Linked DNA regions of Mus musculus: region 2 is linked to region 1. A link is a loop called in an ENCODE intact Hi-C map of the cell type or tissue named here. Cell type or tissue: heart. All regions are shown on one strand. Links, peaks and the distances in the headings refer to the core of each region. The heading gives the core; the rest is flanking DNA.

Evidence for each region. Peaks named below come from ENCODE experiments on the same cell type or tissue, not always from the same donor. Only the 100,000 strongest peaks of a DNase experiment are listed, where the experiment ranks them.
Region 2: it touches region 1 in a loop (4-fold over the local background); 35 of 42 quality-filtered maps call a loop at or near these places.

What each region holds. Positions count from the first base shown.
Region 1 is chr1:86,004,370-86,012,211 of GRCm38, reverse strand. No RefSeq gene overlaps it. Among named protein-coding and RNA genes, the nearest start is that of Spata3, 14 kb to the left of the region's middle. In heart, for the core only: a CTCF peak has its summit at 4,161 (motif pointing right); a DNase peak (open chromatin) is centred at 4,211; H3K4me3 peaks cover 408 bases; H3K27me3 peaks cover 345 bases.
Region 2 is chr1:85,930,561-85,938,402 of GRCm38, reverse strand. It overlaps 4933407L21Rik (RIKEN cDNA 4933407L21 gene), which reads right to left. Exons shown (of 3, transcript NR_037692.1): 3 at 6,647-7,118. It also overlaps a transcript of Gpr55 not described here. Among named protein-coding and RNA genes, the nearest start is that of 4933407L21Rik, 6.0 kb to the right of the region's middle. In heart, for the core only: a CTCF peak has its summit at 2,779 (motif pointing left); no DNase peak of the experiment used is centred there; H3K4me3 peaks cover 743 bases; H3K27ac peaks cover 1,497 bases.

The DNA of each region.
Region 1 (7,842 bases), core at 1,964-5,963:
GAACTGTGGGATTCTTAAAAAATTGGGAAGGGATGGCCTTTTGGGCGCTCCTGCTGACTGTTGTGTGTGGAGGAATGCTTTGGTGGATGGCACATATGCGAAGGTGGCATAGGGCTGATAAACGAGCCTTAGTGCAGGCTATGGCAGACTTGGAAGCAGGAACATCCCCCCAATGTTGGCTCAACATGCTGGATTAGTAATCAATGACGGGTAAACCCTCACATGCGCATACCAGCCTAAAACAGGATGGTGAAAGTGAGTTTGTCACTCCCATGACGGGTAAGGATGTGGCACAGAAGGGGGCAACCTAAGACAGATGTTGATCCCAGAGCTACTAATAAAACAAAAAGGGGGAGATGTGGGAAGCGGGTGCGGCCACATAGGCCAAGACAGCACCCTGGCCCATTGCCAGGCCCCGTGAACCCCACATGTTTACTGCCTTGCCCAAACATGCAGTAAAACTGCATGTGTATTCCTTGTGATCCGGATCTGTCAGCCTATCTGTGACCACCTGAGCTTGTGCCTGGAGTGTGTGTGATTCTGATTGGATGAGGTGGTGTGGGGCGAGGTGAGGTCAGTTGCTGCAAGAAGGACAGTAAAGAAGAAGCTGCTGGGGAGAGAGTTGTAAGAGAAAAAAGCCGCAAGTAAAGAAGCTGCTGTGTGAACCCTCCTTGGTGCCCATGTCGTTCTTGTCTCTGTGGGCCGGAGATTGCTACGGTCAGCTGGTGTTAAATAATGAATATTGGGCTGAATGGCTGGACCCTTTAAACTCCTTGTTGCATTTAAGTTGATGTAGCAGAGAGATTCAAAGATACATGGCTTGGCTTAGAAAAGATAGCGCTTTGTTTCCTCTGTTGGTAATTGGGGCTCTTTGCTGTCTTCAACATGGAGTCTTCTTTCCTGCCTCCAGGGGCTGCTGGTCCAGGGCTCCCTAGCTCCTGACTAGCAGGAAGATGAGAAAGAAGGGAGAGGAAAGCAGTCTTTTTGGCTCACATCTTGGAAAGTGGATGAATTATTTCCATTCATTTTGCCTGGGCAACCCAGGCTGGGAAATAGCCTCCTCCTGGCTGGTTAGACACCAATTCCATCCTTGGTGGGTTTTCTCACCTCCTGGGAGAAGTGAGCAAAAATCCAAAGACATTTGACAAGCTCTTCTGACTCTAAATGTTGCCCTAGTAATGTGGGGTCTTCCTGTGTGCTGGGTGTTAGAAGGTTTTCCATGTTTGCAGGGCATGGCTGCAGAGATCATCACTTTTTCAAGTTACAGCAGCAGGAACAGAAGGCTCAGGGAGGTTAAACAGTCTCCATTCACTCGGTGAGCGGTAGGTCTGGGGTTTGGTGCAGGCAGGACTAGCTGAAAATGCCTTCTTCTAAGCAACAGTACCATGGCTCCTTGAGACAGAAATGGGGTTGACTCAATGTTACACAGTTTTCTGGAGGTCAATACTGATGAAAGTCAAGGGCACTGGCAGGAGGAGGGGTCTTTGGGTGGCAAAGCCTCTTGGGCCTCACATTTCTGAGGTCACAGTAAAGGGTCATTTTTTAAAAACACACTTTGTTGTGTGGAGGGAGCTCTTTTACTGCATTAAGTTTTATAAAAGTAATGATTTCTAGGTTAGAGAAAGTCAATGAAGTCCTGCTTTGATTAAAAAGTTGAATTAAGACAATTCATAAGCAGAGGAGTGAGAGGCCTTGATTATATTTGAGACACCGTGTCTGGTATCTGGTGGACATATTGGCACCCCATATGACATTTAACTTGAGAAAGAATTGTCTTTAACTAAAAGCATTTATATTTATGTGTATGTGCAGCACCTGTGGAATCTAGAAGAGGGCACTGGATCTCCTGGAACTAGGGTTATAGGTGGTTGCGAGCTACAGAGTGTGAGTTGGAAATTGAACCTGGGTCCTCTGCAAGAGCAGCTACCACCCAGAACTGCTGAACCATCTCTCTGGCCCCGAAAAAGATCATCTTGATAGTAGTCTGAATCTTTTGGGTAATGTTACAGTTAATTTTTATTATTTCTGAATTATTTTAAATAACAAAAATATAGACAAAAGACATTGTGGTTTATGTTTTGTTTGCTGGGATCAGTAATCTCGAGGGATGTCACCTGCTCATATGGTGAGGACACTCTTGCAGTCCCACGGAGAGGCAAGAGTGAAGCCTTCTCTACCAGCACCTGTTAAAGGCACCATCTTGGAAGTGTCCAGCCTTAGTCAAACTTAGATGACTTCATATATATCTTGTCTGCAACTTTGGGAAAGACATCAACTAGAACCACACACCTGAGCTGCACTCTAGTTGGATTCCCCCACGTGCGGGCTGAGATGGCATTGGTTTAGCCCATTAAGTTCTGAGGTAAATTCTTAGTAATAAATAATACAGTTATTGTCTATTCCTAATCTACACTTTCTGAAGGAACTCCATTTTATAAACATCCAGCCTGCCAGAGGTTGCGTCATTGCTCTAGTCCTGTGGTAGGCAGCCTGCCGGCCCCCTTGCAGATGCTCCCATCTAACTATGATGAACATGTTAGGTTACCCAAGGCAAGGAAGGGGATGAAAGGTTACACATGGTTTTAAAACAAGTTATTCTGAATTTCTCCAGGTGGGTCTGTTCTAACCCCAAAGATCCTCAAAGGAGAGGTAGAGGAAATAAAGTCAGAACGTTGGCTTTGAAGGTCAAATGGAGCCTTTGAAGGTCAGGTCTTAGAGGTTGGAGAGGTGAAGAAATGGACTCTCTCCACCTCTAAAAGGGACTGCATCTCAGAGTTAAAGTCAACCACCAGAACTGGAAAGTGGCAAGGATGTACCGGTTTAAGCCAGTGAGGTTGTGATGTATCATAAGATGAGATGATCAAATCATACAACCAGAAAATGGCAGAGCAGGGAACCAAGTTCAGTATGTCTGACCCAAAGCCATCTTTCGCTCTACAGAGATCCCAAACCCTCACTTTTCCCCCTGACTCTATCCCTGAACCTCAGCCATGGTAGACTCTTACCTTTCCTAGGGTATAGTTTTTTGGTTTTGTTGTTTGTTTGTTTTAAAGATTTATTTATTTATTTAATGTATGTGAGTACATTGTCACTGTTTTCAGACACACCAAAAGAGGGTATCAGATCCCCATTACAAGTGGTTGTGAGCCAACATGTGGTTGCTGGGAATTGAACTCAGAACCTCTGAAACAGTAGTGAGTGCGCTTAACCACTGAGCCCTCTCTCCAGCCCCTGGGTTATAGTTTTTATCATGAAGTTTTTGAATGTTTGTCCTGTACAAGCAATTTGAACATATCCTATAAAAATGGGATAGAGATGCTAATGGGCATGAGAAGTTTTTTGAGCATGTGGAGGTTGTCATCTAGTAGGAGAAGACAGACTGGACCCCACAATGATTGCCACAGTTACTATTACCCTGTGTCACAATCGAAGCTTGACTGAGCAGTTCCAGGCAATGTACAAGACAACAGAACTGATGGCTGGGATTAGACCCACAGTTGGAGGAAAGTCCCACCTGTCCTTATTTGTGTTACAACAATTGTGTCCTCAGAAGGGTCACAGCCAGGAAAGGAACAGAAAGGACTCTTGGGTTGGGAATAAAAGAACTTGAAAGACTACAGTCATCTCCAGATATCTAAAAGTTCAGGTCATTAAAGAAAACACTTGGTACAAGGAGAGATGTTTATGGCAGGCCATAAGTAGGGAAATTAAGATGCTGAACAATTTGCCTTATGAGTAAGTACCACCCCTTGATTTAGTAAAAACCTCCATCAGGAAAGGGAAAACTATATTAAAGGTATGGAGTGGCCAGACTTAGCAAATGAACACACAAAAAGGCACTTAAACTTGCATTTTACATCATTTATAAAATAATTGCTCCATGCAATTTGCTTTTATGGCTCTTAAATCCAAATTTAACTGTATGCCCTTAATTTTTATTTGACAAAATTGATATAAGATTTTCTTTGTGTTTTGAAAAAAATAAGTGTATGGTATTTTAATTTTTAGAATTTGTAATATACATAATACAGAAATTGTACATATTTCTCAACTCACATGAAGCACATTTCTTTTGAAAAGGGAAAAGAGAAAGGACTTCAAGTCTATCTAAAGAAGAATCAGATGTCCTCTGCCGAGTTAGGGAAACCAAAAGAGACCGCTACCACTAGGGGGCACTGCATGGCTGCAGGTTAGAAGACCAGAGGCACTGTAGCCCGTTCTTTGATCTAGGTTTACCCTGGGAATTCCCTAGGGGCGGGACTGGTGTATGCAAACTTGGAACTCTCTTCAAAGTTTGTCCTCTGCTTTTGTCTTCAAAGCTTCAGGACCGTTGTTTTTTTTTTTTTTTTGGCTAGAGGAGTGCGTGGGGTTGGAAGAGAGAGGTCAGCCTATTGTTGCCTGGGGGTTTCATTCCTACGTGTATCTCTTTTCCTTTTCATTCTTCCTGGGGACCCAGTTCCAGTCTTGGAAGCCTCAACTCTCAGCTGACTCCAAAGATCCGAAAGGGATGGCGATTCTTGCCCTCAGGGAAGAGAGGAGGGAGACAAGATAGGAGGGAGACAAGATAGAAGGGAGAGAGTGCAGAGTAGGTGTGAAGTCATTGTTACTTTCCTATAACACTTGAGTTTGTGCCCTTACCTTTGGCCTTGTGTGTCCTGAGTAAGAGCTGTTCAGCGAATATTTTTAATTCATCCGACACTAGGAGGCCCCTAGTGAGTTGTGGCCTCACCTGGGGCTTAGCAGGGGGTGCAGTTTAAAAAGCTCCGAATGATGTCCAAAGCTTCCGAATTCTAGAAGAAAGGAAGGCAAGTTACCCAGTTCACAGCTATTATCCATCTTTCTTGGGGCAGTGATGCCTGCCAAAGGGAGAGGCCAGGTGCTGGCACAGAGATCCATTCCTACTCCCAGGCACACACTACAACCCTGGACTGCTTTGGGGAGGGGTTGTGAGGGTTTTGGGAGATGCAGTTGGAGGTGCCTGAGGAGCTGGGAGGATGGGGGGTGGTGGTGGAGGAATTATGATATAGATCCAGGAATCCACAGAATGAAAGAATCTATGGATGAGAGAACAATTGCCCAGGAAGGAAGAGCTGTGTTTGGGGGACATTTTAATCAGTCAGGGAAGAGTCTCAGCCTGGAAGACCAGAAAACAGAGAGGACAAAGAGGTGATTTAGCTCGGTGTTAATTTTTCACCATAATTCCTTTTGTGCAAAGGGATCGAGTGGTCTCTGAATGAATCCCTTGGAGTAGTAAGACTACAGGTGTGGACTTCATCTCCTGTCCCTTTTCTTCACCTGGTGACTTGAACCCAGCACCTGCTCTGCTCTGTGGCCCAAAGAGTTGTAAAGGGCTCATCCACAAACATGGCATGCTGTGAATTCCTCCCCACAGTGTAGGGAAGCTACAAAATCTTGGCGTGGAGGAGAAAGAGAGAAAGATCTCTTTAGCATGTTTTTTCCTCGCTATTTCCCATCCATACCACAAACTAGACCCGCCCAAGGTGCAGGAGCCCCGCTTGCAGTGTGCGATGGTTAGTTGGTTTTTCTCTGAACCATGGAGGTGCCAGCTCCCTTGCTTTATGCTTTAAACCTTACAGGATGACGTTGACCACAGGCATTTTAGCTTCTGGTATTGATTTTTGTGGCTTTCATTCCCTAGGCATCATGGACAGAACAGGCCCAAATCTGGCATACAAAAGTCATCATGTGGCCCGCTCAGGAATCATTGTGAAAGGATCATTTGCATAAGACTCAAGCAGGTTGGACAAGCAAAACCAATGCCCGAAGCTGTAAGTTCCACGAAAAGCGGGCCATTTGAGTTCTGGGTTAATGAACAAAGTACTTTAGTGCAGGAGATGTGGGAACAGCCATCGAAGAGAGGACCATTTGCATAGATGGAGTCCACCAGCATTTCCCAGAATGCTTTGTGTTTTCTTCAGTGGTGAGAACCTGTGGCAGGGCTGGGTTTCTCAGTGTAGTCCCAGAATGAATGGTCCTTGCCACAAGACGCCATCACCAAGTCAGAAAGCCAGCAAGCTTAACCACTGCCTCCCATGCTAGGTGGTTTGATAACACAGTCTCATGTCCACATTATAATTCTTGGGAAGGTGACCTTATTTGGAAACAGGGTCTGTGCAAATATCAAAAAAAGCCTCGAGAGGAAATGATTGGTAGGACCATCATCTGGATGAACCCCCAATCCAAAGAGATGTGTCTTTCTCAAAGAGGTTCGGAGGAGGGAGGGACACAAAGGAAGAGATGTAGGCAAAGGCAGAGATTGGAACGTTACAGTTACAAGCCAAGGTCACTGGAAGCCCTCGGCTGGAAGAGACAAGACCTGGCTGTTGAGGGAATGTGGCCTTGCCGACACCTTCCTTCAGTTTGAGGTTCTATTCTACAGAGATGAAAGTTTTTGTTTTAAGTTACCGAGTTTGTGGTCTTGTGTTGCAGAAGCCCCAAGCGGTGAGCACACCACCCACGCACGTTGTCTGATTCCTGAGGTGTTCGCTGTATCCTTCCCCCTCCTTTCTTCCATATATGGCCTGTTTTGCCCCTCCTTTGTGGTATCAGCCTGGAAGGGAAATTTCATCCCATTGCTACATTTCCCACACAACACATTTCTTGCATCGAGAATTTCTTAGTGTTGGAGATTGGCGTTTGGAGAGAAGGTTCCATTCTCCAGCATGATCCCTGAGATATCTTTTCCTTGATCAAATATGAATGGCATGAACCACTTTGAACCTTTGCAGGGCTGATCAGATACCTGGGCACTAGCAAACCCCCAAAGACTTGTGCTTGGGTGAGTCTGCGCACACACAGGCTTCTCGTTCACGTCCCCTCCACACACACCATGCTGTCAGCAGAGAGACTGCAGAGCCTGGTCAACAACAGCCTCCTGCCAGAATTGCCCTTCAACAAGGAAGAACGGGGACTTGAGATGAATCTGAGCATAACTTCCTGAGAAGAGTAGTCATTTCTAGAAGAAGAATAAGACAGGTTCCTCAGTGGTTAAGAGCACTGGCTGTTCTTCGGGAGGTCCTGAGTTCAATTCCCAGCATGCAACTCTCGGCTGTCTATAATTGCAGACTTATGAATTCTGTTGCCTTTTCCTAATGTACAGGTATACATGCAGATAAAATACCCATATACATACATAAATAAATGTAAAAAAAAAGACAAGATCCTGCCATACATAGCTTTTATGGTCACTAGTTCATGAACAGTTCACATACCCATAGCAATAGTGTGAGCTACTCCAGTATGTGTTCATTGGCCTGCATAGACATCCTTCTGCCTGCTCTCCTGTGTGTCTCCTCTAGAACTTCCTAAAGAAAGTTATCATTATTTGGTCAGTTTTATAAGCTAGGTCCCTGAAATTATTCATCAGTACTTTATCATTCCCAAATCTACCCCATTTACACACACACACACACACACACACACACACACACACACACACGAACAAAAACAACCTTTGGAGATTACTTTCCTGTTTGTTTTTGTTCGGTTTTCCCTTGTATCTTAGTTAGGGTTTTACTGCTGTGAACAGACACCATGACCAAGGCAACTCTTTAATAAGACAACATTTAACTGGGGCTGGCTTACAGGTTCAGAGGTTCAGTCCATTATTGTCAAGGCAAGAGCATAGCAGCATCCAGGCAGGCATGGTGCAGGCTGAGCTGAGAGTTCTTTTTTTTTTTTTTTTTTTTTTTTTTTTTTTTTTTTTTTTTTTTTCTTTTTTTTTTTTTTTTTTTTTTTTTTTTTTTTTTTTTTTTTTTATTAGGTATTTCGCTCATTTACATTTGCAATGCTATACCAAAAGTCCCCCATAGCCACCCACCC
Region 2 (7,842 bases), core at 1,222-5,221, 73 kb after region 1:
ACAGCTGCAAGATCTAGCAAAAATTAATTGGAAAACCAATTCGATTAACATGACTGACCAAATAAATTCATACAATGTACTGTGACCTTGTCTCAGGCTTCAGTTTCTGGCTCCAGAGAAGAACTGGTATTTAATGGCCCCTGCCAAGGGATTGAACAATGTGACCCCTGGGTATCAGGTATGATGTTATAGGGGTCTTATCTGTAACAAGTAGGTCACAGGTGGTTATCAGGTGCATAGCTGGTCTTCCCAGTTGGTGAGGATCCAGACCCTGTGCAGTTTGATGCTCAGTCACGTTGGTGCTTAATTGTCTGTGAAGCCACTGGGTCTCAAAGGCCCCACACACTTGGACTCAGTCCCTTTCAGCCTGCTCTTCCATCCTCCCCACCGTGACACTGGCTCTGTGTCCATGAGAGGCCCAATTCAAGAGACCTGTTGACTACACATCCTCTACTGGTGATGCTCCCTTCTGGGTCTAGTTATGGTGTAAATGTATCTCTCTTTACAGGGAACTCCTCCTCACCTACCAGCACACTTGACAGGCATTTCCCTATAGGCTTAGGTCCAAGTCACCCCTTTTTCCTAAGTTCCAAGGCCTGACCTGGATGTGGAAGGCTGATCAGGGACATCCTTGTCCCTTAACAGACATTTTTCGGTTAACCCCAGCTAACTGGTGGGTGGGTCCTATCCCCTTGGCTCCCAGAGGATTTGACTGGAGAGCACCTATTCATAAACTGCATTCAGTCAGCCCTGTTAGAGTCCCCTCCCTGTAGACCCTTTGAAGTTGGAGTCATTACAGTAACACAGTGAAGATGCCCTGGGCTTCTGAGAACACCCACATAGAAAATTCTACCCTACAGAAAGTTACTGTGAATAACCAGTAATTTCAAAGATGCTTGAAATGACTGTAGGCCCAGTAGCAGCTGCAGAGACTCAAAAGGATGTGAAAGGACTAGCTTGATATGTCAACGAGGAAAAGATAGGATGAGCTTTCTAGCCTGGGATGAAAAGAGTATCAACCAAGCAGGGGTAGACACATCCCTAAGGACCTATATGGAGATGCTATCTACAAAATCCTCCATGCTCCTCCGAGGGCCAGCTCCATTGGGGACAATATCCTTTGGGGGCAACAGAGTGGCTGACAAAGGGTACCGTGAGAATCCCATTCTGAGGACAGGGGACTAAAAGACTCATAAAGGTGTTGATTTTGAGGTACACACCCTGAAACTACTACTATAGTACCTCTCACCTTCTCAGCTGTGCTTCTTGGTAAGGCCAGGGCAGAGAGACCACAGGCACTGAAGGTGAGCAAGTGCCTGTCTCCTCTTCCCTTTGTGAACAGTGCTCTGTGTCGGGAGTGTGGTGATGGTGGTGGTGGTGGTGGTGGGGACATTCACTGTGAGATATAGCAGAAGTGAGGCCTTCTGTCCTTTGATGTCTGCAGAGGAGACTGGAAGGTGTCACTTCAAAGGAATGCTTGAGGGAGCAAGCCAGCAGCTCACCTTGAGGCCCCAGACCCTGCCTTTGTTCTGAGGCAGTCACCTGAGAAACAACCAAAACTTATCTGCACGGAGTGGGGGGTGGGAGGAGGAGGTGGGAGAGAGTGGGAGGGGTGTTGTACAGCACAGTCACACACACACACACACACACACACACACACACCCCACTCGCATGTGGTGCATGCACAATAGACTGATGTTCTTAGGCTTTGGGAAGGACTATCTCCAGCAGCTGGAAGCCCCTGCCATATTTTCAACAGGCCCCCCACCCCACCCCGCAGCCACTCTCGCCCTCGAAACAACGTTTCTTTCCCCCTGAAGGAGCAGCTGAGGCTTTGCTTTCTCTGGAGGCCACCAGGTACAATCAGTTGCTATAGAGTAAGGCAGGGACAGGTGCCAACACAGTGGCGCTTGGTAGGCTTGCCTGCACCTGCTGGACCAGAGGGTGAGAAACCTTTCAGAACCAAGCAGGCAAATGGACTTCTGGCATTCACGGAGGGTGGCATCAGGCCAGCATCTCTGGAGTGTTAAAGTCAATTTAACTGCAGAGGCTAGGTGTTTAAACCATTTTGACAAACACAGATGTAGTAGGTGGTTAATAGAGCTTAGAGCTGTTGCTATTTCCTCCCTGGGATGTCACTCTGGGGAACAGTCAGATATCAGAGGTACAGCCAGGGGCTGATGGAGGGTCTGGGGTATGGCGTCAGTGGCAGAAAGACATTTCTCACTACCCTGGAGGCTGAATGTTCACGGTCTGGCCTGGCTCTGTGTCTGGTTCCTGGTGAGAGCTCTTCCTTGCTTTTGCCTGGGTCTGTACAAGAAGTTTTCTGATTCCTTCTGATAGGGACAGTCAACTGTCTGGGTCAGACAGTTAGCATTTCATTTTACCTTAATTGGCCCCCTAAGGTCCCAGGGTTGGGGTTTCAATGCCTGAATTTAAGTGGGAGCATCCAGTCCACAAGGCTTTTACTCTGTGAACTTGAATAGAACATGTGTGTTTCCTCTAGTTTCTTAACTTGAATACACCCGGCTCTGAGCTCAGGACATTTTACAAAGACTTGCTAACCCCGTTGTCCCTAAACATCTCTCTAGCTCCGGGAATCCTGCATGAATTCTAGAAAGAGAGGCTCCTCAAGACCTACAGAGAGGGCTCAGCAGTAAAGAGCACTTGCTGCTCTTCCAGAAGACCTGGCTTCCATTCCCAGTGACCACACGGTGGGTCACAGCAGTCTGGAAGTCTAGTCTGAGGTCATCTAGTGCCCTCTTCTGGCCTTTTCAGGAACTACGTGAGCATGATGCAAAGCACCCAGACACATATAACAAATAAAATGAAATAAAGAAATAAGAGAGTGCCCTTGATAGGGGAATGGGGGCCGCAGATTCGGTGGCTAAGAACCAGGCCTATGAATGTAGACTCCTATGTTACATGGACACAAGACTTTGTCCTACAGTTCCCTCATGGCTGCAAGCTGCCCCTCCCACCAGCTCTGGTGTCTCTTCCAGAGAGCTCATACCAAAATCATGCTCTGGAGTCTAGCCACCTTCCCTGAACCATTGCCATGCCTTCCCTTCACAGATCCTGTGGCACTTTCTCCATCTAGGCTGGGGCTCCAAAGCCTGGCTTTCTTTCAAGGTAGGGTGAAGCCTGGAGATGTTCAAAGCAGACGCTTCTTAGCATCCATTCTCATAATTGTGATCCTGGGGAAGATAATAGATGCATGGTGTCAGGATGACATGGGGAAGCGCCAGCATCTTCAATCAAAATCAACAGGCATTTGTGCTTCCTGGGCAAATGCCACATGCCCACTCTTGAGTGGGACAAGAAAGACAGAGAGGGCTTACAAGTACCAGTGGTTCCTGAAAAGGAGAGAATAGGCTAATTAGGAGCCCATGTCTGCCCACCATCCTGGCTTTGCTTGAGGTGACTGCAATAGTACCCTGCCACCTTCCCATAGGCTAGTGTTTTCTAAACTTAAAAGGAGAATTACATCAGCAGCTTAAGCAGGAGGACACAGTGCTCTGGTACTTTAAAAGATGAAGGAGAAGCTGCTGTGGTCGGTGGGTCTCAGTTTGCCTGCCCTGTGCTTCTTCAAAGAGCCCCTCTCACTTGCCAGCGACACTTAGCTGCGGTAGGTATCCACAGGGGTTCTGGGGTCTGCGGTGTGAGCAATGGGACTGTGGGGTTCTGGTCTGAAGCCGGCAGCCCCTCTTGTTGTATATTATGGTCTAGTGTCCCTCTCCCCTGAAGAGATCCAGGCTGGAGCCTCGAGGATGACAGCATAGAGAAGTCGTTTGTCCTTCCTCAGGGGTCAGCAAGCAAAGCTGACTTTCCCATTGGGCTCTTTTGACTAGGAGGACCCTGGGGATTTTGAATAATTTAGGGACTATCTTCCTGTCTGAAGAACACGTAAGGACCCAAGCAATGAATTGTGGCAATACGAATAAGGTGAGGAGTTTTACAATCTAGGCCAGTGAGCAGGTCACACTCGCTACCTTGTCATGGTTATTTATGATATTTATGTCTTTGTCTCCTCTTAGGAGCTGATGTCATCAATTCCATCCTCCCAGGATGTCCTTATCTGACCTGCCATGGAAGCTCCTGGGGGCTCTAACTGTCGTCCTCCAGAGTCCCTCCAAGGCCCTCCCACTCCCTGAAGACTCTGCCTTTGGCTCAGCTGTGATCAGAGTTTCTCCCTTCCAGAAGATTCCCTCCTTCAGTCCTTCCTCCTTCACTGTTCCCTTCCCTCAGCCCTTCTGTTCTTGTCCTCCTGCACTCTGTCAACCTGTTTTTAGGAGAGGGTCCCTCCTGATGAGGGTCTTGATTCACAGCTGTCCTTGCTCCTAGGGCTGTTTCCATGGAAACCAGAAGCAAAGAGGTCATTCAAAGGAAAACCCAAGAGCAGACATCTGTGGAAACAGCCCCCATCCCTCGGCAGTTTAACAAGCGGGCTGCACCAGCGAGAGACTGTGCTCTTCCCGAGCTAGGCTGCAGCTGAAATAATCAAACTCCAGAGGACAGCATGGGGGAGATTTGCAGGGATGGCGTGGGGTGGGGCTAGGGTTGGGGGAGGTGGGAAGAGTCTTCAGCAACCAGTGCAACCCGGATGCATGTTACATTGTTATTCATTAGAGCCCTTTCCCATATCCTGTCTGCACTAAGTTCTCCAGCTTTAGCCTTGTTATTTCTCCTTCCGGTGAGAAAGAAGCCGGAGTGTTAGAGCCCAGGAAACAGAACTCCAAAGACCAAAGTTATGAGAGGCTGGGGGGAGGGGGGGTCGTCTTACACTCGCCCACACTCCCAAAGCTCAAGTCCCTCTGACCTTGTGCTTTTTATTATCTATTCAAGTGGCAGAATAGACTTGTCACATGCCTTGTCCTCTTCTGGTCCCACAGAGAATCATTTACAAACCACTGTCTACTTTATGACCCGTGAGACTCTGTCCTGGGCTGTTGTATATGCTCAACGCTCATTAGGTTCCCCCTAAAAGTCACATATGAGTCATCTCAAAATTGTCTACACTCTCTCCTCCCCAACAGGAGTGGGGTGTGCCTTTTTTTGCACCCCACTGAGCTGGTGGGTGGCCACGCACTTGTGACTTTCTGTGTTCTGGTTTTTCCGTGTTTGCACATTCACAGATCTGTATACTTTTTCTCCGGTTTCGTTTGTCTTTGTCAGTTTGTTCAGGAGAAGGTCCAGATGATAGAGGGGAAAATGTCCTTTTGCTACACGGGGTCAGACACAGGGGAGGGGAGGGGAGGGGAGGGGAGGGGAGGGGAGGGGAGGGGAGGGGAGGGGAGGGGAGGGGAGGCAGATTTCTTTGACTTTGGGTGAGAAGCATAATTAGCCAGTTTCCCCCTTAGAGCTTGTGGGGAAGAGGAACGCGGAGTGTTATTTCAAGGCCTTTTGTGCAGAGACCTGATGAAGGGATGACTCTATAAAGCTGGTGGAGTTGAGGCTGGAAACTGGCCTGCCGCAGGACCTTGCTTTGCAGGACCTTGCTTTTGGAGAACAGTGAGACTCGTAGACACTTGAACATCGCCAGCATTTCCCAAAGTGATACTGTGAAATATCTCAGCACTTTTCAGCCTGATTCCTGCCAAGTAATTCCTAAAACCCCTGGAATCACGATAGTGGTGAGCTGTACATGCATACTAATGAAATGACTGGTGGTGGACAGATCTAGGTGGCTTCTGTGGCGGGGCTGCTCAGAACAGAAGTGAAGAGCTGGGTCTCTCAGACCCATTCTCAAACTTCTGGCAAGTAAGGGCGGAGGGCCGGGCTAATCACCGGTGATCAATGAGTTAATCAATCATGCTTTTGTAAGGAAGCCGCCATAGCCCCCCACCCTCCACCCCAGAGGGCAGGGCCTGGGCCTTTCATAGAGCTTAGAGCACGCAGGGTCCCTGAGGACAAGGTGCCCAGAAAGGGCACGGCAGCCCTGCACTCCTACCTTCCAACTTTATCTTGGGAATTTTTTCATCTGTTCTGTGGATGTTTGTAGTATCTTATGTGAAATCTGTAAACTCCTTTTTTTTTTTTTTTTGAGCCCTTCTCTAACAAATTATTTGAACCTGAGGAGTGAGTTGGAAGAACCCCAGTTTAGAACTCTGGGGTTGGAAGCTTAGATGGGACAGCCAGGGCTGGTGGCTGAAGGAGGTAGAGAGTTTTGGGGGACCCAGTCCTCAGCCTATGGTATCTGATGCTACCTCAGAGTAGTGTCAGAGCTGTAGTGAGTCAGAGGGCACACAGTTGATGCCATTGAGGACAGACAGACAGACAGACAGACAGACACACACACACACACACACACAGAGAGAGAGAGAGAGAGAGAGAGAGAGAGAGAGAGAATTAAATGATCTATGTTGATTGCTGAATGAATGTAGGTGCATACCAGGTCTCTGTGCCCTCGTCCAATGTCTCTACTCAAGATCCTCTTGGATGTCCCCAGAGGCCCCGAGCTACCCCAGATAGGTACTCTGCACCCCAACAGAGGTCAACATAACCTAACCCGGACCTGGTTTGGATACTTTTCTCATCTAGTTCACCTTATTTACCTCTTCTGTGCTGCAGAGCCGAAAGTGCCAGCGCTTGTGTACCAAGCCAGTGTCTTCTGATATAGGCAGTGGGAATAAATGACTCAGGCCGGTTGGAGGGACCTCAGCAGAGCTAAGACTGAGACAGGTTTATTTCAAGCAGTGAGACATTTTACATGCTCCTCATGATAGGCTATAAGGGTGGCACCCAAGCCTGATAGGGCATACAAGAGTAACGTCTAAGATTATATGTTCAGCCAAGTTCTGTATGTATGCTTCATTTACCTCTAAGGAACACCAAGACACAAAGGTAGCCTGTTTGCCTCACTGCCTGAGAGGGTGCCTCAGGTTTTCGGGAACTGAAAGGCACATTGAGTACCCCAGGAGTCATAATGCATGCCTCTCAAGGCAGCCAGCGCACAGAACAGGCCTACTTCCCAAGCTAGAAATGGTAGCTGCTCATCATCTCTCTCGAGGTCTTGCAGGATCCTCTCAGCTGTGCATGCCTGGCACAGGTTGGCTGCCAAGCAACAGCTCCAGGCCTCACTTCCAACCAGAAGGCATGGGAGGCTCAGCTCCCAGATCCTGGCAACAGATGACAACAGGGAATGGGTCTTGTCCCAAGCCTCTCACTTCTGTGTGTGGGCAGCCGTCACAGTAGGAGTGGGGAGAGATAGACCCACATGCACCGGTTACCAGGAAGATCACAGTTTTCTTAAGGTTAAAATAACACCTCTAACCCCCCCAACAGCATTGGAGAGGGCTCTGTGGCTGACAGTGCCATTGCTACATGGGGACCCAAGGCAGGGGGCTACATCTCTCTCCCTGAGCTGAGTGGGGAAGCCATGGAAGCCACTGCTGACTCAAACAGTGCCTCAGAATAATAAAGAGACAGATGTCAAGTTGCTAGTGACAAGTTGAGATTTGTGTGTGTGTGTGTGTACGTATACATATATTTGACAAAACTCTGGGCCAATGAGGTCCTGTTTCAAACACAAAGTGATAGGTACCTTAGGACCCACACACAAGGTTGTCCTCTGATATTCACATGTGCATTGTATATGTGTACACCTGCACACACATGTGCTTCCATATACATGACAAACACCCCTTCCCCCCCAACAGTGTTTTATGAACCAGGTTTGGTGGCACATACCTGTAATTCCAGCACTTGTGAGGCAGAGACAGGAGGGTCAGAAGTTCAAGGGCATCCTTGGCTACATAGTGAGTTCAGGGCAGCTCCGTTTACTTGAAACCCCATCACACACACACAAAAAATATCAAGGAAAGCATTCCACAAATGTGAGAA